Regions from separate parts of the Mus musculus genome. Here regions 1, 2, 3, 5 and 6 are each linked to region 4. The links are chromatin loops, found by intact Hi-C in ENCODE. Cell type or tissue: heart. All regions are shown on one strand.

Region 1 (4,000 bases), 57 kb after region 4:
AAAAAAAACAAAAAAAAGAAAAGAAAAACCCTCAGAATCTGCATATTTCTAGTGAAGAAATAACACAAGGTTTTAAGGACGCAAGCCACCTGCCATGCAAAAGAGTCTCCCCAGGTTTAACAAACCAGGAAGAATCATACGAGAAATAGGGTGAGATTCCAGTTAGAAAAAGGGGTGAGATGTAAGGTAGGACATTAAAATTTTATTCTGAAATTATCTCTGGCCACAACAATAAAATTTAACAAATAATTCACTAAACAGTCTTACTTCTGCTCTGGCTGTACAATGCATACAGTATCATAGAACTGGTCGCTAGGGTTCAGACCCACTACAACACTTCCCATGTCAAGTGGCAACAGCAGCATCTCACAGAAATCTGTACATACATATATACACAGTCCACATTCAACCATTTCACATATTTTCAGTACACACAGTTGCAGCATTAATACAGTCACGTGTCTAAGGTGTTGCTCGATAAAAAACCCAAGCCCCCGCCTAGACATAACTGCAGCAGTTGAGCTGATATAATTACAATGTATCGTATATATGTCCATAGCAGAGAGATGTACAAGCCCCTAAAAACAGAGTCCACAAATACTTTTTTTTTAATGCTACCACAGCATTATGTTGGGCAATATTAAAACCTTTACCAACCGAATCCGTTGATTTTTTTTATTATTATTTTTTATTTTAAAAAAAATCTTCTGTTACCAGAAATAGTCTTGATGAAAAAAATTACAAAAAATGAATGTTCTCTTTTAAAATAATTCGCGCTTTTAAGATTCCAATATGGCCCAATGCTACTGATGCCTAAAGTGTTTTCTGACATTCTGATGGAGTCGTCTAACAGGACCCCACACCGCCCAGTAAGTTTAAAAGTGGCTTAAGTGTCATGCACCCAAATTGTAAAAATCCCTGGCCATCCTTACTGGAGCCAGGCACATAAAAAAAAGGAATGCACTTTGGTTCATACCAAATGCCCTGGGATTAACCAATCACACTATAAAATTAAATGGTTTGAGGTAAATTTTTACAAATACAGTTGATTTTTTTTTGTCTAGTGTTAGCATAACAACAAAAAAGTTATCGTTAAAAAATCAGTCTGATGTTAAGATACAACAAAGACCATCTTTAACCTCTTAAACGTGGGAATTCCTGGCGTAACTAACCAATAGTTATCTTGCTCAGCATCCAGTGACAATTCACGCCTTATGGTTTCTATTAAGGCCTATAAATCTAGATATTTAAGACAGATGTTATCTCCGCAGAGGTGGCATCCCTCTTTACTACCTCTCATTCAAAGAGTTAAAGAGGCCAAAAATGCATGCCCTGTAACATGGCATTCAGAACAAAAGGCACATTATTAACACTAAGGGCACAATTTCTCCTCTACGATGTTAATCTATGCTGCCCTGCGTCCCTCCGTGTTCCACGGTTGTGCTAAGAACACTCTGGTAGTGCAAGAAACAGAGCCAAGTGAGACTGCAACCAAAGACAAGACTACACTGTGCTATTCCTAAATCTGAAAACAGCTGAGACATCCCTAGACAATGGTAACCTGTGAGACCTGTTTCCAAGCCAACTCCTAGTCGCTATCAGAGCCCTTTACTTAGGTGAAGATCATGAAGAGGCAACAGTTTCATTTTAGACACAATAGTTAAATAAGATTCTCCTCAAAGCAGCGGTATCAGTAAATGCTGACACGGTTTTTGTGAATAAAGGAAATTTCACTGTAGTCCCGGGAGGAGGGTGGGGGGAGAGAAGGAAACAAAAGCCTTGTAGCACATGATGGTTCCATATATGGGTAAAGCTCCTCACAAAAGTTCCGCTGGCATCTACGAAGAACCAGTTTTGTGTGGTGGGGGAAAGGCAAACCATCTTAGTCCACTTCTAAACTGTTGCAAGTACAGTGAGGTTCTAGGGGAGTGAGTAACCTTAGACTCAGGCTCAGGCAGCAACCAAGTGAGAACAGAAGAAGGGAGCCTGGCGGGGAGGGGAAATAGTGTCCATTTTTAAAAATTTATTTTAATGACCTAAAGACAATAACCATCGTTAAGAGGCTCATAGCTTTATAAAGTCCCCAGACCGACTCTTTATACTTCTTATGCCTTTAAGCCAAAGTTTTAAAAATAAATACAGCATTTTTAAGCCCTCTAAGCCACTGATTGGGGGTGCTGTCACATGGGCATCTTTATGTAACTTATTGACATATTATTGCACTTCACAGATTACACAGAACTGTGTATAGTATGCTAAAGAGTTTGACTAGGGGAAATAAGCTATAATTGCTAAGTACAGGGGTACAAATTAATTTATCAATGACATCCTTAAATAGTAAAGCAAACATCGATATTACTAACTTATTAATAAGCTAATCTTATTACTGATTTTTGGCAAATATTTGAAATAATTCCTGAGCATATTTTTCCACCATCAACTGGCAAAGCCTCAAGATAAGAAAAATGTTTTATTCAAAATGACACTTTCTATTTTTTTCTTTTTTTTTCTTTTTTTTTTAAGTAAGAGAAAACATAGAATTAAAAAAACTTAACCGGAAACTTTCTTGGCCTCGCTGGGGACCGTGCTTTAAGTACTTGTAAATCGATTTACAGGCAATACAATAATATCTGTGCATATAAAAGATTATTTATCCTAATTTTTACTATCCAAAACCTATTGTCCAAACAGGCAGAAATCTTTCTCTATTAAATTGCACATACTAAAAAATTCTTTCCACGTGCCTTGAAATTGATATATATCACTGTTCATACATTAGTGATAAAATACTGAAATTTTCACTGTGAAAATAATTATTATTCAGAGAAGAAAATATTCTTTTACCTAACTCTCAGTTACTCTCTCAGGTAAAGCGTCATTCCCCACAAAAACACTCAGTGCGATTCAAAAGAAAAAGTCAACTCAACAGAGGAATAGTGTTTTTCCTGGGGCTCTTCTAGTGAATCAGAGAATAAGTCAGGCCATTTAACTTGACATTGGAATTTCTCCTCCCTTTGCAACCCCTATTCTTTCTAACGAAAGAGTTGATGCTTCCCCAGGCTAAGGGAACCTCTGTGGCACCTGCAGTGTGAACTGACTCCAGTCTAGGCGGCTAACTCTTCTTTGGAACTACGCAAATCCCCACCTCAGGTAGCTAGGCCGATGTTCTTTTGGGGTACAAAACTGTAGACAGAATGGCAGCTGAAATGTCTCTCTGTGTTATTGGTCTGGGATGGACAAAAAAGACAGACTAAACGCAGGCAACAGATGTGTGTGGTGGAAGAGGAGCGAACAAGAGAAAAGGCAGCAGGGAACACTGTGGGGGAGGGGGAGTCCTTAAAATTAGGTGCAAAAGCAATTCCGTAACCAGAAGGCTTCCTGATTATGACAGCCCGCCATCATCCTAGTGCCTCGGGAGGAACGGACACATCTCAGTTTCCACTTATCCACTAAATGCGGCTCGGTGGCTTAAGCACATCAGAATGTTAAGTGGGCAGTTGAAAGCGGGCAATCCTATTTTGTAATCATTTGAACAGACCGTGAGGAAAAAAAGAAAATCTCGAAAGTGCAGTTTTCCTTAGAGATTTTTCACCCCGGCCCCCCTTCTCCCTCCTCCACTCTGACCCAGATTAATTTATGAAAAATGGAGGCAAGGCGGGCTGCTTCCGTGTGAACCTGGAGCCAGGAGAGAGGAGGGGGGCCTCAGGGGACCACCTCCCTGGGGAGTGGGACGAAAACCACGAAAACAGAGTGAATGTGTTTGACCAATCTGTAAATGTGTGACAGTCATGAAGAATCAATGGCCTGCCACCAATGTGATTTCTCTGCCACACTAAATACAGTAAGGCTCATCGTACTTTTAGAAACACAAGGAAGGAAAACAAACAAAAAAACAAAAACCAAAAACAAAAACAGTTTCAGAAAGTATAAAAACTTAAAGCATTGTCCCCATGTATTTTATAAAAACAAAACAGTCTTACATCAAGTGCTGAAAAGATAC
Region 2 (4,000 bases), 210 kb before region 4:
CTGATTATGTTCAGTGAGCAAAAAAATTTAAAAGACAAATTTGTGGTCTGCTAATAATTTACAGATATTTGTAATGTTAAAACATATGACATCAAGTATAATACATTAAAGAAATATATGTGTGAAGCTTTTTATTATATTTAAATTAATTATTTTGTTAATTTACATCCCAAATGTTGCCCCCCTCTCGTCCCCCTCCCAGAGTTCTTCACCTTATCCCACCCCCTTCACTTCTGAGAAGGTGCTCCCCTCCCTCCCAGGCATCCCCCTTCCCTGGGGCATCAAGTCTCTACAGGATTAGGCTCACCCTCTCCCACTGAGGCCAGACAAGGCAGGACTTTGCTACATCTATAGTTTGGCAGCAGCACTATGTGGTGCTGCTAGAACAAGAACCTTTGTATAGGTTTAAGGATCCACAATAGTTCTCCCAAGCATCACCTACTTTGTGCTCCTCAGAATCCCGAGTCTCCTCTGGCATGCCATTCACTAGAAAACATTATAAGAATTTCATTCCGTGCTTGTTTTTTTCTTCTTCTTGAGATGGTGAGCAGGTAGAGGGGAGGACCTGCATCCTACTAATTGCTTCTTCCCTGAAACACGCATTAGCATGGTGCTTACTAAACTCTCAGCTGATAGCGAAATCGACGGGACTGGTAGTCAAAGACTATATGTATATGTACATGTATATGTAGTTGTATATGTATAGGATGTATATATGTGTGTATATATGTGTATACATGCATGTTTATGTATATGTATATGTGTGTATATGTATATGTATGTATATACGTATATATGTGTATATGTATATATATGTTTATATGTGTATACATGTATGTTTATATATGTATATATGTGTGTATATGGGTATATGTATGTGTATATGCGCATATGCATATATGTGTGTACATGTATATGTGTATATGTGTGTATGTGTGTGTATGTATATGTACGTGTATGTGTATATGTGTGTTTGTGTGTATATGTGTATGTGTATATATATATATATGTGTGTGTGTGTATGTGTGTGTGTGTGTGTGTGTGTGTGTGTGTGTGTGTGTGTGTGTGTATATATATATATATATATATATGCTGGCAGTTCAGACATAGGAAAGAACACTTGCAAGGGAGCTGGCTAGACTCAGGGATGAAAGGGTTCTCTTAAAGTTCTCGTATTTGGACCTAAGAATCCCAACCACTGTGTCACACCACTACCTATGGAATCTACCTCCAAGGAGCAAGTAGCTTTTTTTGTTTTGAATGACCGCCCAGCAGAGCTTGGGTCTTAAAGGGGCTCAGCCCATATGTGGTGAACGCCATGTCTTGGTGAATGTGCTGGATTATACAATGTTGGCAAACCAACTCCTGTTGAGGATTAGGGCTCTCTTGTCTGTAGCTCCCAACATCTGTTTTGGCTTTTATGTAGAATCCTGCTTCTCCGTATTGTTTTTATTTTGTGTTTTCCCCAGACTCATGGGTGGTGTTTGTCTAAGATGGCTTCCGACTCTAAGGTGTGAAAGGTCCCCCAGCATCTCCTAGTGAGTTTGCTGTTTTGTTTTACATAGTTAATTAATTAATTAATAACATGGCTTAACTGCCACTTTCCTTTATGGTTTTGCTTCTTTGGTTGGTTAGGTGGATTGTTAAGACCATCATGCTGGGAGAGCAAGTCCTCGGCCTCTTTTTCAGAACACTCTAACTTGTAGATTAATGCTCCCATCTCAGTTGATGTCTTTAGCAGGAAAAACAAGTAGACATCATAAAGCAAATAGGTGAGTGTTGGAGGGATCAGAAATTGAGAAACTAGAAAGATTCTTCACACTAGATGACAGCCGCACGGTCTCTTTAAACAAAATCTAAACTTAGCTACGTCTTGGCTTTCAGTTACCTTAAACATGCTCACTCTAATCTTTCAAATCTAGCCAGGTGTGATGGTGCACACCTTTAATCCGGGCACTTGGGAGGCAGAGGCTTGTGGATCTCTGAGTTAGAAGCCAGCCTGGTCTATAGTTTGCGTTCCAAGACACAGAGAAACCCTGTCTCTGAAATGAAACAAAACAAACAAACAAAAACAAAACAAAACAAAATATAAGTGGAAAAGATAGAATTTAAGTATCAATCGAGCAGTTTACCTTTCAGTCTGTTTCTTGGTATGGATATGCCTGATAAATAATTTTTAAAGCCCCATTGTTGACTTTGTCTTCTAAGTGGATCTAACCCGCAGACGATCAATTCTCTTGTCCTTTCTTTTTCTCCTTTGGCCTCATTTCTCTATAAAGTTGTATTTTTAAAGCCAAAAGGCCGGTGTGGATTAACTTGAGCATCATTAGGATGAGATGGGTGAAAAGAGAGAAACTGAAATGCCAACGCTACCTTGGACCAACGTGGGATGGCTAGACACACAAGGGCCACCTTTGCAATAGCCCTCAGTTCCGATCTTCGCCACTAGGTGTCGGTAAGTAATCTAATTGGATGTCTAATTTAGGACTTCAGCAAATAAGTAGCATTGCGCTGAGTGAAGCAGAAATAAAAATTAAGGTCATATGGTCTAAATAAAACCCCGAAGATTATCTCTAACGGTTATTTGAAAACAGCGGGATGGGTCCTTGGACTATGAATTGGAAAGTTTATAAATTAACAAGAACACACAAAGAGGTTCGGCCCTTACTAGGGAAAATGAATAAATCTTATTTTATGGATGCTTCCATCCCTCTGTTCTATTAAGCGGGGCACCCTGCTGCCTGTATTTCCATGAGCGGAACGAGATTTTATATGGTCTAAGAGTATTGACTGGACTCTTGGCTTCTGCTGAGACTGGCTCCTCTGCTCAGTCCTTCATTGGCACATATGTTTTCTTGTTGAGCTGTTTCAGAGCACACGCTGAGGTATCCTGAACTATCTGAAAACCCAGCTCAGTAGACCGAACCCCTGCCTACAGAGTCATTGTTGGGTGAACTCCTTGCTTATTCTTCAAAATATTTCTGGTCTCTTAAGCCTGACCACAGGCAGTTCTCTCTCTCTCTCTCTCTCTCTCTCTCTCTCTCTTTCCAATACATAGCTATGTGGCCTTTCCCAGCTTTTACAACAAATGACTTTCAGTGCCTCTGACTTCTCTAGACTGTGACTTCATGAAGGACAGAGACCACTGTAGAAGCCCTTGCTCAGTTGGGTTGCTGCTGGCACACTGATTATTGTTCTTATATTCCTGAAGGCTCTGGCCAGTCAGGGCACCGTTGCTGGCCTCCTGCCTCCCATGGCTTCATGTTATGTCAGCAGGAAGCAAAGTATTTGTGTCTCATAGTAGTAGGTACTTAGGAAGGATAATTAAGTATTCACCAAACTGATGTGTAGTTTTGTCTCGTGTGTTGGTGTATTTGAATGGTGTCTTCAGATGTTTGTAAAGAGAGCTGTTTATTATACATCCATTGCCAATCTATTTACAAGCAGTTACACAGCAGAGGCGTGGGGATTGTATTTATGAAAGATGCTAAATCAACACTTGGGAGTCTATTTCGAAGCAAATTGCAGCATTTTCCCAACCCTGAGAGAAATAACTTGAGATTAGAAAACATCTTTTTTTCCCAAAGAGTTTAATACACTTGCAAATACACACCAGTCTTTCAAACTGTTAACAGTAATTACATTTACATTTCATCGGCGTCCTTAATTTTTAAAAATGAGTATAAATTAGAAATTTACAAACTAGTGAAAATTAAGATACATTTATATAGTGCTTATTGCAAAGCTGTTACTGTGTTGCTAGAGGAGGGAGGAGGTGTTCATAGGACAGGCTCCATCCCTCAAGAAATGGACAATTAATTAGAAGGGCTTCAAATCTCGAGTTCTTTTGTTAAAAGCTAGGAACCAAAGAAAACTTGGTCGCCATGAGAGAGCAAGGATTTGGTTTCCAGGCAGGGTTTTACAGGATTGTGGCACTTCAAACCTAGACTCTAACATCTGCAGAGTTAGGTTTTCAAGTTTCTACTTCATGACTTAGCCA
Region 3 (4,000 bases), 270 kb after region 4:
ATAAGAGTAAGGGCTCAGCAATAGCCCCAGGGACCATCCCCATTCCCAGATCTCCAGCACTAGTATTACAGGCCCTTATGCCTGGCTTTTTACATGTCTGATGAGGATACACAATGAGATCCCTGTGTTTGCCTGTCTACCTATGTAGCCATGTCTCGATGCCCCCACCCAGGTCTCTGTGTTAATTATGCTCTACTCACAAAGGGTGTCCCTTATCACAAATAGTATGTACACTTCCCCTCCACTTGATAGGCTTATTTTTCCCAAAATCAGCCTGACTTCTTCCTCAACCCCGGCACTTCTGATGACATCATACCACCCAGCTTTTTATCTCGACACGCTGTCATTTCTAATGTTAATTTTAGCAATTTCATCAGTGGCCGTCAAGGAAATCAATATCCCACGTGGGCTAATCCCTGCCCTAGAGAAGAGCAGCTCTGCGACCCATCTTATTTGCTGATAGACTATCACACGAGAGGGTTTAGTCACTGGCTAATGCGATCCACCGCTGCGCTCTGCGTTCTGTCTCTGTGCTGGGCACTGATGGAGCCTGGAAATTAAAGATGAACAAGATGTGTCTTACTCTAAAGTGATTACTGACCCGTGGAGCAAGTTCTAGGCATTGTGGAAATTATTCATGAGGTGGGTAGGGCCAAGACTACCCTAGATCAGGGTGTCTTGAACTGTGGTCCCTCTGCCAACAATGGCACCATGACCTGGAAACTCATCTGATAAGAGCTTCCTTGGGCTCCTCTGACAACCCTGCTGTATTGGAGCTGTTCCTACAAAATTGATTTAGCATCCTTCCAGGGGTGTTGGCTGGGATAAGGGAGAGAAAGAACCTCCGGGTCTACACCACACACTCCCAACCTCTCTCTCCGTCTCCTCCTTCTTCTACAGAACTAGTAACATAGCCAGGGCACATCAGTCCAGAGAGACACTCCCCAAGATAAAGTAAAACACTGTCTTAGCACGTAAGGACCACACCGGACACCCTCTGCCTAGAACCAGAGAGATGCTTCTCGAAGATCAGCCGTGGTTCAGGCCACGCTGATGCGAACCCCTTCAGTGGACAAGAAAGCACGGAGGCTAAGATTGCCACTTTTGCCCCTGCTGCCTCGGAGGAAAACAAGCAATAGTCTCAGCTTGAGAACTCAAAGCGAAGGGACTCTGGGGCCATCGCGGTGTACGGGGGACCAGATCATGGTCTTAGCCCGTGAGTCCCGTGGCCCTGTGACTACTTTAAGTAAATTAAAGCACGCTGCTTTCTTTCTGGAATTCAAGGACAATGGATCCTGCCCATGGCAGACCTTGGCAGACCTCTCAGAACTCCTGGCCACTGGGTTTTTTTGTTTTGTTTTGGGTTTTTTTTTTTTTTTTTGGCTTCTTGCCACGTGTCATTAGTGACCTATTTTCCCTGCTGTGAGCTCAGCCATATCGAAGGCCCCTGAATCAGCAGTTTCTCCTCCACTTTGCTGGCTCCAGGCTGGTGAAACCGACACTAGCGTCACAGAGCATGCCACCTCGTATGCTCTCCCTCCCGTCCTCGGGGGAGGCGGAGAGCACGTGATCCTGATAAAGACGTAGGCTTTGACCTGAGGCTGCCTGGGAGAGCCCAGCTGTCGTGCCTCCTCCAGATAAACCGCTGAACCTGGGATTATTTTAGCTGAATAAGTAATCAGAACTAAAAATAGCCTTAAACTGCCTGGGCTTTGTTTAAACCCTGCCCAGGTGGGAAAGATAAGGTTTTTTGTTTTGTTTTGTTTTTTTAAATATAATCTAATTACAAAAGCATATTTTAAAACACTTTACTCCAAAATGCAAAAACTACTTTTACAACACGCCTATTTGGAATATAGTGCTCAGTTAATCTGGCTCTCTGAAAAAAAGAAAATGCCGTCATTTGAATTGCATACCGAGTTGAGATTACCAGTTGTTAAAAGCAACCAGAAATTGTGCTTAAACCTTCTAGGGATATCTTCAAACATAAATCCACGTGGGAAAATTACCCTTTGCTGCTTTAAAAACCAGCAAAAGCGAGCTTGCTGCCAGGCCTATTAATCTAGAAGCCACGTCCCACTAGAGGGCGCTGTCCTGGTCCGTCCTTCTCAGCCTCAGCGGCTTCCTGCTTTGTCCCTTTGCAGAGTGCTTCTTTTTTTTTTTTTTTTTTTTTTTTTTTTTTTTTTTGTTTTTTTTTGTTTTTTTTTTTTGTTTTTTTTTTTTTTCCATTTTTTATTAGGTATTTAGCTCATTTACATTTCCAATGCTATACCAAAAGTCCCCCTTACCCACCCACCCCCACTCCCCTACCCACCCACTCCCCCCCTTTGGCCCTGGCGTTCCCCTGTACCGGGGCACACAAAGTCTGCGTGTCCAATGGGCCTCTCTTTCCAGTGATGGCCGACTAGGCCATCTTTTGATACATATGCAGCTAGAGTCAAGAGCTCAGGGGTACTGGTTAGTTCATAATGTTGTTCCACCTATAGGGTTGAAGATCCCTTTAGCTCCTTGGGTACTTTCTCTAGCTCCTCCATTGGGAGCCCTGTGATCCATCCATTAGCTGACTGTGAGCATCCACTTCTGTGTTTGCTAGGCCCCGGCATAGTCTCACAAGAGACAGCTACATCTGGGTCCTTTCGATAAAATCTTGCTAGTATATGCAATGGTGTCAGCGTTTGGATGCTGATTATGGGGTGGATCCCTGGCTATGGCAGTCTCTACATGGTCCATCCTTTCATCTCAGCTCCAAACTTTGTTTCTGTAACTCCTTCCATGGGTGTTTTGTTCCCACTTCTAAGGAGGGGCATAGTGTCCACACTTCAGTCTTCATTTTTCTTGAGTTTCATGTGTTTAGGAAATTGTATCTTATATCGTGGGTATCCTAGGTTTTGGGCTAGTATCCACTTATCAGTGAGTACATATTGTGTGAGTTCCTTTGTGATTGTGTTACCTCACTCAGGATGATGCTCTCCAGGTCCATCCATTTGGCTAGGAATTTCATAAATTCATTCTTTTTAATAGCTGAGTAGTACTCCATTGTGTAGATGTACCACATTTTCTGTATCCATTCCTCTGTTGAGGGGCATCTGGGTTCTTTCCAGTTTCTGGCTATTATAAATAAGGCTGCTATGAACATAGTGGAGCATGTGTCCTTCTTACCAGTTGGGGCTTCTTCTGGATATATGCCCAGGAGAGGTATTGCTGGATCCTCCGGTAGTACTATGTCCAATTTTCTGAGGAACCGCCAGACTGATTTCCAGAGTGGTTGTACAAGCCTGCAATCCCACCAACAATGGAGGAGTGTTCCTCTTTCTCCACATCCTCGCCAGCATCTGCTGTCACCTGAATTTTTGATCTTAGCCATTCTCACTGGTGTGAGGCAGGGCTGGGGCGCGTTTCATCGTCACAACAATTCCTTCCTCCCTCTAGAGACACAGCCCCACCCAAGCAGTGCACCTGGCGGCCCCTCTGGGGCTATTTCTTCCTGCTCCGTGTTTTGTTTCTATCTCTTCTTTTCTGGCTCAGAAGTTACAATGAGCACCTACTGAAAGTCATTCAGAGAAGATGGACCAGCTTAGCTAGGAAGCAAATTGACCCTGCTGCGTCTGGATTCTAGGGAAACAGAAGGAAGACATGAGATGATGGATGAATCAAGTTATTCATTCGGGACCATTAAACACACGACAGGCGACAGATCCCGGAGAAGACCTCTTCTGTCTCAATACACTCCCACCCCACCGTGTGGAGTTTCTCACTCTCTGAGATTCAGTCTTCCCATTTGGAAGCATAAGATAACAAGATACCAACCCCAGCAATCAGTTCTTATCTTGGGTACTTTTGAGGGTCGTTTTTATTATTTGTATGTGTTCATTTGAGTGTATCTGTGTTATGAGTGTACAGGTGCCCACAGAGGCCAGAAGAGGGCGCCACTACGATCCCCTTGGAGCTGGAGTTACAGGGATTATAAGCCACTAGACACCAGCGCTGGGAGGTGAACTCA
Region 4 (4,000 bases):
TTAGGGTTTTTTTTCCAACATCAGTGTTTTTTGTACTTAAGAAAGGTCTTATTTTAAAACTATGGTTTTCATTAAAGTTACCATTTATCTTATTCTGTATTTATTTTATTTTGCAACAAATTGTGAAATGAAATACATGAATAGAATTCCTCTATTCTTACCATAGGAAGATAAATTCACATTGGAAAGATAAATGTCACATTTTAATGAGAGCCAGCTTACGGTTTGGCTCGGGGGAGGTGATCCTAAAGAGGGAATAAACAGGTGTACATTTTGACATTTCTCATTCTTAGCCATAGCATAAGCTTCCCCATTATTTCTTAATATTGGAGATACTTCCCAGGAGATCCCATCATGAAGATGAACTAAGTACCTTTGGGAGTTCGTGGGCCCTCATAAAGAATATCCAGAGGAAAACTTACTAACACAAGAAAAACTTACAGTTGAAATGAAAACGGAATGGACGAGAATTGGAATGTGGCCAGCTCCGTAAAGCGAATATGAAAGGGGCCACCCAAGCATGGCGTGTGACATAGGAAAGCCGGTTTGATGGATGTGCAAGTGGCGAGAGACTGAACCCAAGGCTAAAGTCACGTGCCTTCCCGGGTCCCTGAGAATTTCATTTGTTTATGGTGGGTCATGTCAAGTTGAGCTCCACTGCTCGGTGAACTTCTCTTTTTTTATGCATAAACTGATGTGGTTCATACAAGGGACATTTCCATCTTTCCAACTCCTAAGTCTTCATTCCTGGCTTTGAGGAATTTGTTCGACAGAGAGCCATGGTAGAAGGAAGAGCCTACCCAGCACTCAAAGCTGAAAGCGTCAGGTTGCCTGCTACTCAGCACGGGACCTTCTTACCTTAGGTCTAGGAGTCTGAGCAATACAGGCAAGCAGAAATTCACTACATCTGCATAGACTGCGGTACTCATGGACCACGGGTGGCAGAGGAGAAAGAGGGCATTCAGCAGTTGTGCTAGTACTGAGTCTGGGACCAATCATTCACATTAACCGGCAGTAGCATGCCTCTGGACCTAGTGGTTCTCTGCCGTTGGGTCTTGACTTCTTTGTCAAACCTCTATCTCCAGAAATATTTACATTACGATTCATAACAGTAGCAAAATGACAGTTATGAAGTAGTGATATGAAGATAAATGTATGGTTGGGGATCAGCACAGCATAAGGAACTGTGTTAAAGGTTTTGGATTAGGAAGGCTGAGAACCACTTCTTTAGCACCACCGCCCCACAGCCTGGCTGTGAAGAAGACTCGGTGCACCATGTCTTTTAGTTCCTGCCCAAATTTCAAGAACCACCTTATGACTCAGAGGTCTGAGGGCTTGTTATGAGTGCAAAATCTGTACCTTACCCTAGAGTTACCAAACGGACACATTAAAATATAGTAGAGTACTTCACACATAGTAGGACATTCATGAGTATATATACTGGTTATATAAATACATAAAAATAATCAAATTCGATTTTGCTGAAGTGATCTAAATTCTATTTCTTAAAGTATACACCTTTACACAATGCTTGTACCATTCAAAACAGTTAATTTTATATAACAGTAAAATCTATATATACTATATATTATATATACACATATTATATATCATATTACATATGTAATATATGTATATATGTGATAATTTTATTTTAAATACATTCATTCATACTTAAGGGGCTCTAATATTTATTGTGCCCTTTCAAAATATACTCATCTTTATCATTTCTCTGTGACACTGATTTTATTCTTTAAAGCTGGGTACATGAATCATATTCCCATAATGAACTGAGATGCTTGCTATTTTGGTCCCTGTCTGTTTCTCTCTTGGCTCCTTAACATGCCAGCTCCACGTGATCTTGCGGCGTATCAGCATATCAGCACATAACCAAGCAACCGAACGGCTACATTAAACAATTCCCCTACAAGGTCAGCCAAATGCTGTATCTCCAAAGACCGTACTGTATTTGGCTACCTGCAATTACTGGACGGTAATACCAACATGCTTTGAGTTGTCACCACATCAGCCTCAAGTGCCCTTGTGGTCACCTCAGGCCAGCACTGCTGGAGTGCCACTGACACAGTGCCTAAGAGAACACAAGGTGTTCCCATTCTCAGCCAGAAGGCAGTAAGCCCCGGGTCATGATTGATAAAGGGTGCAGAAGCAAGCTATAGGAGAGATGGCTGTGGCGGGAATTTAACGGAGAAGACACAGTCTAGTGCCACATTAAGGCAATCAGACAATTACCTATTTGTGTTCCCCAAAATGTTTCTCAACTGCCTAAGACTGGGGTGTTGGCATGGACCTCATAAGAATGCTTTTCTAATGCAGGCCGGTGGTGTTATGTATGAGCCTAGACATAAAACCCTGTATCAGGGACACATGTGATGTCCATAATTTCTAGCTCTTGTGATTACTAAATTACTACTATGACATGCCAGGTTCATAGACAGTTCACAAAATGATTTAAGACTAGGTTTGGGAGCACGTATGCCATTAATAACACACACAGATTTTGTTCTTTCTTCTCTGCTCCTCTCAACTATGGCTTTTAAAACAGGTGGTCACCACGGATTTAAAGAGATCTTGAACTATAGAGAAGCAGGCAGAGTTATCTGCTAGGTAGATTGGGCTAGAATCCCATCACATAGTCTTTCATTGCCTTCCTAAGGATACTGAGGTTTTCAGTTGGGTATCAGCCCTTCATCCCCACAGTCCACATGATGAAGGCGATGGGCATGATAGGACTTTGGGGGAACATCTCAGCCCCCTTGACAAGTAGCAGAATTTCATAACTAAGGTCTCAACTAAATGGGGCATTTAACCCTCTAACACAAGGATTGGGTTTCCCCCTCTTATCTAGCAGGTATATGAAGGTCCAAGAGAGGTCTGGAATTTTCCTCAATTGCTCCGCCACCTTACATTTTGAGGAAGTACCCTTCAACCAAACCCAGAGTTACCAACATGGCTACTCTCACCAGCCAGCATATCCCAAGAATTCCCTGCATATATCCCTGAGGCTGGAGTTACAGACAGGTCCCTGCACCCACCCTGCATTTGGGTGGGCTCTGGGGATCTGCAGTCCAGTCCATCTCCCTGATTGGGATGTTCTTTAGTTACTGAGCCATCTCTCCAGGTTCCTAAATTTAAAAACCAAACAAAGAAATAATAAACAAACCAGGCTGACTAAGATGCCCTTCTTCCCAGGAATCATGAAGCTTTCTTTAAACCATATTCACCTCTATCAGCTACTTACTGTTTGTCTGCCTGTCTGCCTGTCTGTCTGTCTGTCTGTTGTTCTAATCTATACACCAACATCTTTTATTTTAAAAATGTTTTCTCAAAATCAAGATATCTAGGATTTCTTTTAACAGATGGCTCCCCTTTTCGCCCCAGTATAACTCCTTCTCAGGCACACAACCCCTGTCTCTGCTCTACAGGCACCCTCCACAGAACTCTCCAGCTTAGCTACACTTGAACTCAGCTGTTCTTCCCTCCCTAGCTAGCCTCCTGGAGGCTGGGTCTCTCTTCTGGCCCCAGGCGGGCTCTACATTGAGCAAAGTCTCAAATTCTGGTTGATGACTTTGCCTTGCTATACAACTATAGAGACATGGTTAAAACAAACAAACAAACAACAACAACAACAACAACAACAAAAACAATTACTCTCTTCTACCAGGCATAAGACCTGTGCCTGGCTGGCCCTGGAAACCTGACAGGGAGACAAGGAAATGCAGAAGACAGACACACAGACTCGCGCATAGAAAAGACAGAAAGCAGGTGACCTGTGCTCACCACACAACAACCCAGAACCGGATCATGTTTATCATGTGCAGCTCGGAGGGGAGGAGTCAGCGGGTCTCAGTAAGAGGTCTCTGCAGGCAGGTGGTGCCAGGCTGCAGTCATCTGGGTGGAGGGATCTGTGGTGGCTAGCTTTTGCACACACTGCCAACCTTTGCACTCGGACCACAGGAAGGCTCTGCCATCCCTCTGTGCC
Region 5 (4,000 bases), 87 kb before region 4:
TTCCAGGGCATTGGAACATAAATCTCAGATTCCCAAAGTAAAGTTTAAAAGAAAGCATGACTCCCAGGAAGGACATTTTAATAGTCAGAAGTTATAGGGAGGCATCCGTCCCAGCTCGGTTTATTATACATAAAAATATACATAAAAAGGTGCCCGGAACTCTAAAGGGGGTCTTGTGACCTACCCTCAGCTCCTCCCAGGAGATCAGAAAGTAACAGATCAGAACAGATCAGTAACAGATCAGAAGGTAACGGAGCCTTCATTTCAAGCCGGATCTTAGGGAGGAGAGGCTCACTGTGAGTACTGACTTAATAAACAGTAATTATCCTAACAACGGAAGAAGCACAATCGAAGCCGTGAGCCTGACATCCCCGGCAGGAAGCTTGCCTTTGCTCCCATGTGCACTGGAGTATTTCTAAACGTCCCTAAGATACTCCCACTCACAAGGTCTGGGCTCGCTGGAGCACGCTGGACAACTGATTCTGAGTCCTACTTCGCTGTTCAGTGTTAATCTAGGAACCAGAACCAAGGCTGGCTTGAAAACTCGAGGAGTTTTAATAAACTGCCCAGACATCCATTTGACAACAAAGCCTGGCTCCCTGAGAGGCTCCAGGCTTAGTCTTTTGAGAGAGATTTGCATTTCTCCACATGGGTGTTCTGAATGACTCCGAAACAGACGGCAGAAACTTAACAAAGAGTATTTATAAGTGTTCCTTAAATCCCTTCTCCAACCTGCTCACTGAGCAGCCACCCATTGACTAAATTTAGGTGGTGGTGGGGGGAGGAGTATGAGCCCTCAAAGACATGGAAGCTCTTACTGAAGGGTGTGGCCTAAACGGAACTGTTCTAGAATCTGCTGGCCCTAAGGGTTTCCTCAGTAGCTTACAAATATGTGTTTTAACACTAAATCAATATGTGGTTTCCTGCACCTGAGAGGTGACCTATGTGTGTGGACACCGTCCTGTGAAGGGAGCCCCCAGAGCCCTCCTTTTCAGTGTTCTGTACTTTCCGTTCGCCTAGGAACATGGCAGTCAGCAGTGACTGGTCATCCTCTGTTTAATCTCTGATGGCAGAAGGGGAGGAAGGGCATGGTTTTATTTCTGGCCCGACTTATTTCAGTCTTAATCTTTTTTGGAAGCAGAGGAAAGATGGCAAGCCGTCTGGAACATTCTTTCCTGCCGACTCAGCAGAGAGCAAAGCATACCTTTCCTTCAGAGGCCCAGTGACATATATTTTATTTCACGTGGGATATGGAGCAAGGTTAAGACTTGTCTGGTCTGTGTGAAACCTTTATACTGCCTACTCACGTTACATCTCATTAACCCACTGCCGGGTTGCACGCTTCTAGAACATCTTAGCTTCTAGACGGCCCTCTTGCAGTGAACTCTGGAAGTCTTTGGGGGATTTTTCTGTGTTCCATGGTCCAGCTAATTTATGTTAATTATGGTACTATGAACCACTGATTTCTTCTTAAGGGTTCTATTTGTACTTCATCTCTTGTTTTCTGGTCGACTCCATGGTCTCTCCTTACAATACTCTACTCAAGACTACTAGGACTGAAGAAGAAGATGGAGGAGGAGGAGGAGGAGGAGGAGGAGGAGGAGGAGGAGGAGGAAGAAGAAGAAGAAAAGAAGGAAAAGAAGGAGGAGGAATCAATTTTTCTTAAAGACAAACAATAATTTAAAAGGAGCAGCTTAAATCCAGATTGTGATTGGGATATGATCACAAGCGTTAACAAAGTAGCTAATTTCAGGGAGGAGGGAGAGAAGGGGAGGGAGAAGGGGGAGAGAAGTGGGAGGGAGAGAGAAGGGAGGGAGAGAGGGGGGAGGGAGGGAGAGGAAGAGAGGGGAGGAAGAGAGGAGAGAGGGAGAGGAGGGAGGGAGAGAAGGGTAGAGGGAGAGGGGGCAGGAAAGAGGGTGCTCCCTTCTCTCTCAGGGCCATCTCTCTCCAGTCACTTGCTCCCAATGCTAATTCAGTCCCATAGGTAATAATTTTAAACAAGTTTTACCCATCAGTGTTTAGCACGGAGCTGGGTTTACATTCCATCTCTCATCTCTCTCCTGACTGACAACCACTCTTCTGTAAGTCCTCTGCACACACAGCACACCCCAGCAGAGGTGCCTTAGTCCAACCACCCTGTGGGTGACGAACTAAAGGATCCTGCGGGTGAAGTATAGTGAACAACTCACCACACTCTGTTTTTATGTCAGGGAAGTTCAAAGTGCAGTGGCATCAGAGAAGCTACACGGTTAAAATCACGGGCCATGAACACTTGTAAATGGAAAGCTGAGTTTAGGTAGTCCCAGTAACATAGATAGCTTTTTTCTTCCTCTCTTTTTCCCAAGGACTCACTACGGACAGGATTCCATGGGACCTGGACTCCTTGGGATCTCAGGTTCTTCTCTCTGTGTCTTTCTCTGTCTCTCACTGTCTCTCTCTGACTTTATTTCTCTGTCTCTCTGTCTCTCTGTCTGTCTCTGTCTCTTTGTCTCTCTGTCTCTCTCTGTCTCTGTCTCTCTCCGTCTCCTTCTCTTTCTGTCTGTCTCTCTCTTTCCTCTTTCCCTTCAATTTTTTCTTTTGTAGTACCCATGTCTAACAAGCCCCACCCTTGTCTTTTATGGCCCAGGTACTTTGTATAAGCCTTCTGATAAAAAGCTACTTCTTTTCTAGAAATATCCTCTTCCGAGAAAATGAGAGCTCACCCCACACACTGTATCACCTACTAACTTCTTTCGTACCATACCTCTTATTTATTATCCTTGTTCGTTTTTTTTTTTTAATTCTCCATTAGACAATGGAGTCCAGAGTCATCCAAGTCTACCTACCACCATGTGTGTGAGGGCAGAGAGCTAGGTAAGTATTTGAAATGGGGCATCGATGGAATGGTCGACCCAAGCACATAGGATTGAGCATAACTTATTTTCATGATATCAAAATCAAAGACAGTGAAGTCTGGACACAGAACTATTTAGTCTGGTTCAATTGTACGAAACATGGGGCTTTATCTTCCTTCTGAGGGAAGATTGGAAATAAATAAGAGATGCAGCCCTGGCAGAGGTGGCCTGGCCAGCGATTACTGCCTCCTCTCCCCCCCCCCCCCCCCCCAGCCCCGACCCGATGCATTCAGCACCCTGTGACTTAATGTGTAGCCAGGCTTTCTAGAGGCATAAATTTCCATTGTTGCTATGCCCGTCTCTACAGATGGGAAATAAACAGCCTGTTTCCAACCCACATAAAACACAGATGCCTCCCAAACCACAGGTTTGCCCTGGACACTTGCGACAGTCACGCCAGCTGTCTGTGTTGTTCCTTTCCACAGATCTACCCACAGACGAGGTGACTTTATTATTGCGGGGAGGGGGGAGGAGGGAGGGGGAGGGCGAGAGCGAGGGGGAGGGCAAGAGAGAGGGAGGAGTCTGAGACAGCAAAGTAGAAAGTAAACACCGGGCGCATGCCCAATTTCATCCTGGAAACTGTGAACCTCTAAGAGTCAGTGAGCAGGGGAAGTCACGGAGACCCCGTCTCCGTCCTAACAGCTTCTGCTGTCATCCATGAGGAACCCGCGGCGCCACCTCGAATCCGCCACAGCTGCACGGAACACCTGTAAGACCAATTTCTGTAAAGTGTGTCATTTCAAGAGAGTTCAGGAGACACAGAAAGCAAAGGTAGAAGAAGCCTCCCAAGGTTTTCTAAAAATAAGAACAAAGCTTGACTTTCAGACAGCAAAGGCTCTACTGGCACTAACCTCCACAAGTCTATATTTGGAATGGCAGGACCAGGGGAAACAGCCACCAGGAAGCTAGGAGAGGTGGCTGCATATGTCTAGATAATTACGTGATTGACGGGCCACACTGTGTGAGGCCAGCCCGAGGATCTTTTTTCATCCATTTTTCTTGCTTTGTTTTTCTCACAAACTTATCCCTGCCTTCTGCTTTAAGCAATGCCTGTTCTCCGGGATCCTGAGGATGGTAACAGAGGAATGCCAATCATTTGCATCAGG
Region 6 (4,000 bases), 69 kb after region 4:
CTGCAAGCGCACACCTCCTCTAGGCTCCAGGTCACCATCCAAAGGCCATCGCTGGGAGCCGAGGAAAGGTACATTCTGAAGTCACATCCAGCTTGCCAGTCTCTACAGCTACCAGTCCCAGGCTCCGCTCTCCTCCCCAGGGACTCAAGGGACAGCCCTTGTCAGGTGCCCTTCCTTTGCCACCTACAAAGCAAAGCCCAGTCTTTCCTTTTGAGCAATATCCACGTTGAGAATCCTGCGGGGGGGGGGGGGTTGTTTTGTTTTGACTACTGCTGTAGCTCTTATTTTTGTTAATGTTAATTACAATTTCTGCTGTGCTCAAACCTGTAGCTCTCATAAAACATGCTTACACACGCGGGGGACAATTGGCGGGTGCTCCCTGCTGGCTGGAGCCAGGCCTCGGAGGCTCTTTGGGGGATCGATTTTCCGGGCAGGGTAGGCTAGCTGTCCCCTAACACATACGTTTCTATAAATATCCACTACCCCTGGGGTTGGGAGTAGATGTTTACCGGGTCGGGGGGGAAGGGAGCTCTGAGAAGCAGAGATGAAAAAAGGGGGAGGGGGCGCAAGGAGGAAGTTCCCAGGAAAAGGAGCCTGGGGTGGGCGAGCACCAGAGGGAAGCAAGGGGCCCACGCCACGAATCTCCTTTGTGGCAGCAGCTCGGGGCTCGCCCAAGTTGCAGAGGGCGGCGTCGAGGACAGGCCCCTGCTAGGGGCGTGGAGATTCGGCCCTCTCTTCCCACAGTCGGAACCCAACAAGCCAGGGGTCTGCCTGGCGCCCACCCGAAGCCAGGTCTCACCGTGTGGGCTGTAGTGGTAGCGTTGCTGGCCCGGAGAGGCGGCAGGGCGATGGGGGAGGGCGGGCCGGTCCCCACTCCGCTTCGGGGAGCCCCCGCGCCGATCCCCGGGGAAGCCTGAAGCTGGCGAACGGCGGTGTCCCCTCCTCGGCCTGGGAGCCACGCGCGGGAGGAGACAAAAGAGGGTCAGGGTGGGGGAAGAGAGCCACCCAGACCCCCCGCCCCCGCCCCGGTGGGCAGCGAACCCCCTCTTCTAGGGAGAAGATGGAAGGAGACACCCGGCCCGGGAAAAGCCGGCGGCGTGCGGGAAACAAGGGGGGTCGGGACGCGACTCCCCAGCGCGCACCCGCCAGCTGCAAAGTTAAGTTCGCGACCCGGCGGGGAGCAGTGCTGGGCCGGAGCTCCGGAGCCCACGTCGCCGGGCCGGGGGAGGGGAGGGCGGGCCACCGAGAAGGCGCAGCGGCGGGGTCGCGCTCCGGATGGCCCTCGCTCGACCCGCCGGGTTCGGGGATCCCGGGGCACCAACGCGCGCAGCCCGCGCCCCACGCCGCCGACAGGGTCCCGGGGCCCTTACCGGTCGGGTAGGCGGCGGGAGCGGCGGCCGAAGGTTTCCTGGTTAACATGGCCGCGGGAGAGGAACGTGCATGGCAGTGCTGCCCTCGCCGCCGGTCCCGCCGCTACTCCTCGCCGCCGCCGCCGCCGCCTCCTGGTCGCCCCTCACGCGGGTCACCCGCGCCTCGTCGCCGCCTCGCTCCCGCTACAGCCAGACACACGCAGTCCGCTGCATCCCCTCGGCCCGGACCCGCCGCCGCGAGCCCCCCGCTCTCCTCCTCGCCGCCGCCGTCCCCCTCGTCCTCGGGCGGCTGCTGTACCCCCCGGCCCGTGCACATGCCTCGCCCTCCCCTGCCGCACCGCTGGCCTCCCCGACTCCCTCACATCGGGGCCGCGGGGAGCGGGTTGCGGCCGCCGGGACCCACTCGCTCGGGAGCCTCCTCCCGGGCCCGCGCGCGTCCGCGCACACTCGCACACACGCTCGCCCCCGCGGCTCGCGCCCGAGAAGGCCAGCCCCGCCCCCGCCGAGGCCCCGCCCCGGACTCCCCCCACCCCCCACCCCCGGCCCCAGCCACACAGGCTGGCGGCCACCCCACCCCCACCCGCCACCCCGGGAGTCCCACCCCCTCCGATCTTCCGCAGAGCCGCCCTCCGCTCCCAGGAAAACTGCGACTCCGGCTCGCCCTGTGCCTCCCCTACGGCCATCTGCCCTCTACCCGGGTCCCCCTCGCCCCTGCGACGCCCCTCCCGGCACTACCGCGCAACCTACCGCGGCCGGCCTCCTCCCGAAATTGCTGCAGAGACCACTCCCTCTTCCATCACGCCCCTAAACACCGCTCCTAATGGCTGCTCCCAGACAATACTGCGGCCCCCCACCCCTGGCCCCGACCCTAGTCCCTGTCCCTGTCCCAGTGGCCCAGCCAGCCCCTCTCCCCAGTTTATCATGGAGAGAACTTAGTTGTATGAGGGTCACCTCGGAAAGTCAGGCTCCGAGGAGGGACTGCGGCTGAGCCTGGTGACCCAAGCATGGACGAAGGAAGGGGCTGCCCTTCCACCTTCATTTCAGCCACGCACGCCCTCCCTGATTCACTGACACCGAGTGACCGCTGCCCTCCAGTCGCTAGGACAAGGGGAGGCAGACAGGCGCCTGTGGACCGCAGCTGAGGTAGCAGTTGGCTGTGGGTTGCTAGGCAAAAATAAACATCAGAGACACCTCCCATTTCCTTACAACTCCAAGCCTTTCCCCGGCGCGGCGCGGCCACTGAGACAGACACACCTTCCTTTCAGCTCTCTGCTGCACTGGTGCGACACCTCTGATTCCTCACATCCTCGGAGGAAAAGATTCCTTTTCCCTTTCCCTTCCCAGACACGTGGAGAATTTCCCCGCCCTTTTCATTTGTGGTCTATAGCCTCTGTTTCCCAGAAAGAACAAAAATTTTCTTCTCTGTCGTCGCACACCTTATGCTTTGTCGCGCGTGGCACACTTGTGCACCTTTGTCCACTTGGACAGCCAGGTGTGGAGGGAAAGCTTCAAAAAATCCCAGCAGATAGGGAAGAAAGTTGGACCGCATCCAGGCATGCACTTCCTTCCTGGGAGGTGCCTAATTTCTGAAGTGCTCCTGGAGTCCCGGGTCCATTTTTTACTGTCCTGTTCATTGTGTCTGTCCCCAGGTCCCCGAGAGTGCTGGCCCCAGCTAGAGCAGACTTCAGTCCAGAGGGAGCTACCTCCTGCTGTTCTGTGGGCTCTGCTGTTTGCAAATTGTCATAGCAACCTCCTACAAAGATCACCTCAGCTTTATCCAAATGCCAAAGGGACCGGCCCACATTACAGTGTGACCCTCTAGGGCGCCTACAGAGTAATAAGAGGAGGGCACACTCCACCCTCGAAGAGAATGAGAGACAGAGACAGACAGAGAGGAGAGAGGCAAGCAGACAGGCAGAGACACACAGAGAGACAGAGACAGACTAATTTCCTTCCGTTTGGGGGTCCTTTTACAAGAAAATAGGGCCACGGTACAATATTAATAATCGGCTCATGCCATGACCTAAATTGCCCCTAGCAAGAAATCCCTCCCTGCGCTTATCGCCTGCAAACTCACTCGGGAAGGCTGGAGTAGCATTCAGAATTAACCAACAGAAAGGGGATACTAAGGAGCAGCTACATGGCTACAATGTATCTGAGATCCTCGGAGTGGTCTCGCTATTGCTATGCTCGCAGCCTGTGCGCTTTCAAGAAAATTCAGGCAGTTTTCCCCCTTACTCTTTCTAAACAATTATCTCCTTCCCATCTTATTTTTTGAATACTCCATACGACTGATGTTTGAAAAGAATACTGTTCTTAAATATCAATTCCAGTATCAACTTATTTCAAATACCATTGCTTCAAAATTAAATAAATAATAAGAAAAATCATAAATAAGAATACTAATAGTACAGGTACATTCTAGCTCTGTTTCCAAATTAATAATATTAATAGAATAAAAATAAGGGAAAATGAACACTTTTTTTACAAAGAAAATTATTTGCTTTAATTAAAGAAAAGGGTATGTGTCTCATTTAGTGAACTTTAGATAAAATACCTTTTACTCTATGACAATTTCATAATGCAAACTATATATTGATCATATCTACCCCCAACTCTCTCTGCCCACT

The links. A loop is a pair of places that touch in the nucleus more often than their neighbours do. Peaks named below come from ENCODE experiments on the same cell type or tissue, not always from the same donor. Only the 100,000 strongest peaks of a DNase experiment are listed, where the experiment ranks them.
Region 1: it touches region 4 in a loop (2.7-fold over the local background); 8 of 42 quality-filtered maps call a loop at or near these places.
Region 2: it touches region 4 in a loop (2.2-fold over the local background); 3 of 42 quality-filtered maps call a loop at or near these places.
Region 3: a loop joins it to region 4, with 15 times the contacts of the local background. A loop is called at or near these places in 3 of 42 quality-filtered maps.
Region 5: it touches region 4 in a loop (2.8-fold over the local background); 4 of 42 quality-filtered maps call a loop at or near these places.
Region 6: a loop joins it to region 4, with 2.4 times the contacts of the local background. A loop is called at or near these places in 8 of 42 quality-filtered maps.

Annotation. Positions count from the first base shown.
Region 1 is chr10:118,855,420-118,859,419 of GRCm38, forward strand. It overlaps Dyrk2 (dual-specificity tyrosine-(Y)-phosphorylation regulated kinase 2), which reads right to left. Exons shown (of 3, transcript NM_001014390.2): 3 at 3,930-4,000. Among named protein-coding and RNA genes, the nearest start is that of Gm40776, 8.7 kb to the left of the region's middle. In heart, no CTCF peak of the experiment used is centred here; no DNase peak of the experiment used is centred here; H3K27ac peaks cover 741 bases.
Region 2 is chr10:118,590,381-118,594,380 of GRCm38, forward strand. No RefSeq gene overlaps it. Among named protein-coding and RNA genes, the nearest start is that of Ifngas1, 36 kb to the left of the region's middle. In heart, a CTCF peak has its summit at 2,443 (motif pointing right); a DNase peak (open chromatin) is centred at 2,441.
Region 3 is chr10:119,064,097-119,068,096 of GRCm38, forward strand. It overlaps Gm33861 (a long non-coding RNA gene), which reads right to left. Exons shown (of 4, transcript XR_380851.2): 4 at 3,309-3,612. Among named protein-coding and RNA genes, the nearest start is that of Gm33861, 10 kb to the right of the region's middle. In heart, CTCF peaks have their summits at 2,050 (motif pointing right) and 3,919 (motif pointing right); a DNase peak (open chromatin) is centred at 1,555; H3K27ac peaks cover 1,567 bases.
Region 4 is chr10:118,797,987-118,801,986 of GRCm38, forward strand. No RefSeq gene overlaps it. Among named protein-coding and RNA genes, the nearest start is that of Gm33481, 7.6 kb to the left of the region's middle. In heart, a CTCF peak has its summit at 2,059; a DNase peak (open chromatin) is centred at 1,945; H3K27ac peaks cover 1,592 bases.
Region 5 is chr10:118,710,982-118,714,981 of GRCm38, forward strand. Gm33337 (predicted gene, 33337) reads right to left here. Exons shown (of 2, transcript NR_155867.1): 2 at 3,500-3,601. Among named protein-coding and RNA genes, the nearest start is that of Gm33337, 2.7 kb to the right of the region's middle. In heart, no CTCF peak of the experiment used is centred here; no DNase peak of the experiment used is centred here; H3K27ac peaks cover 1,099 bases.
Region 6 is chr10:118,867,351-118,871,350 of GRCm38, forward strand. Dyrk2 (dual-specificity tyrosine-(Y)-phosphorylation regulated kinase 2) reads right to left here and starts at 1,553. Exons shown (of 3, transcript NM_001014390.2): 1 at 1,371-1,553; 2 at 800-948. The coding sequence starts at 1,419. In heart, no CTCF peak of the experiment used is centred here; DNase peaks (open chromatin) are centred at 1,171, 1,771, 2,061, 2,551 and 3 weaker places; H3K4me3 peaks cover 3,603 bases; H3K27ac peaks cover 3,523 bases.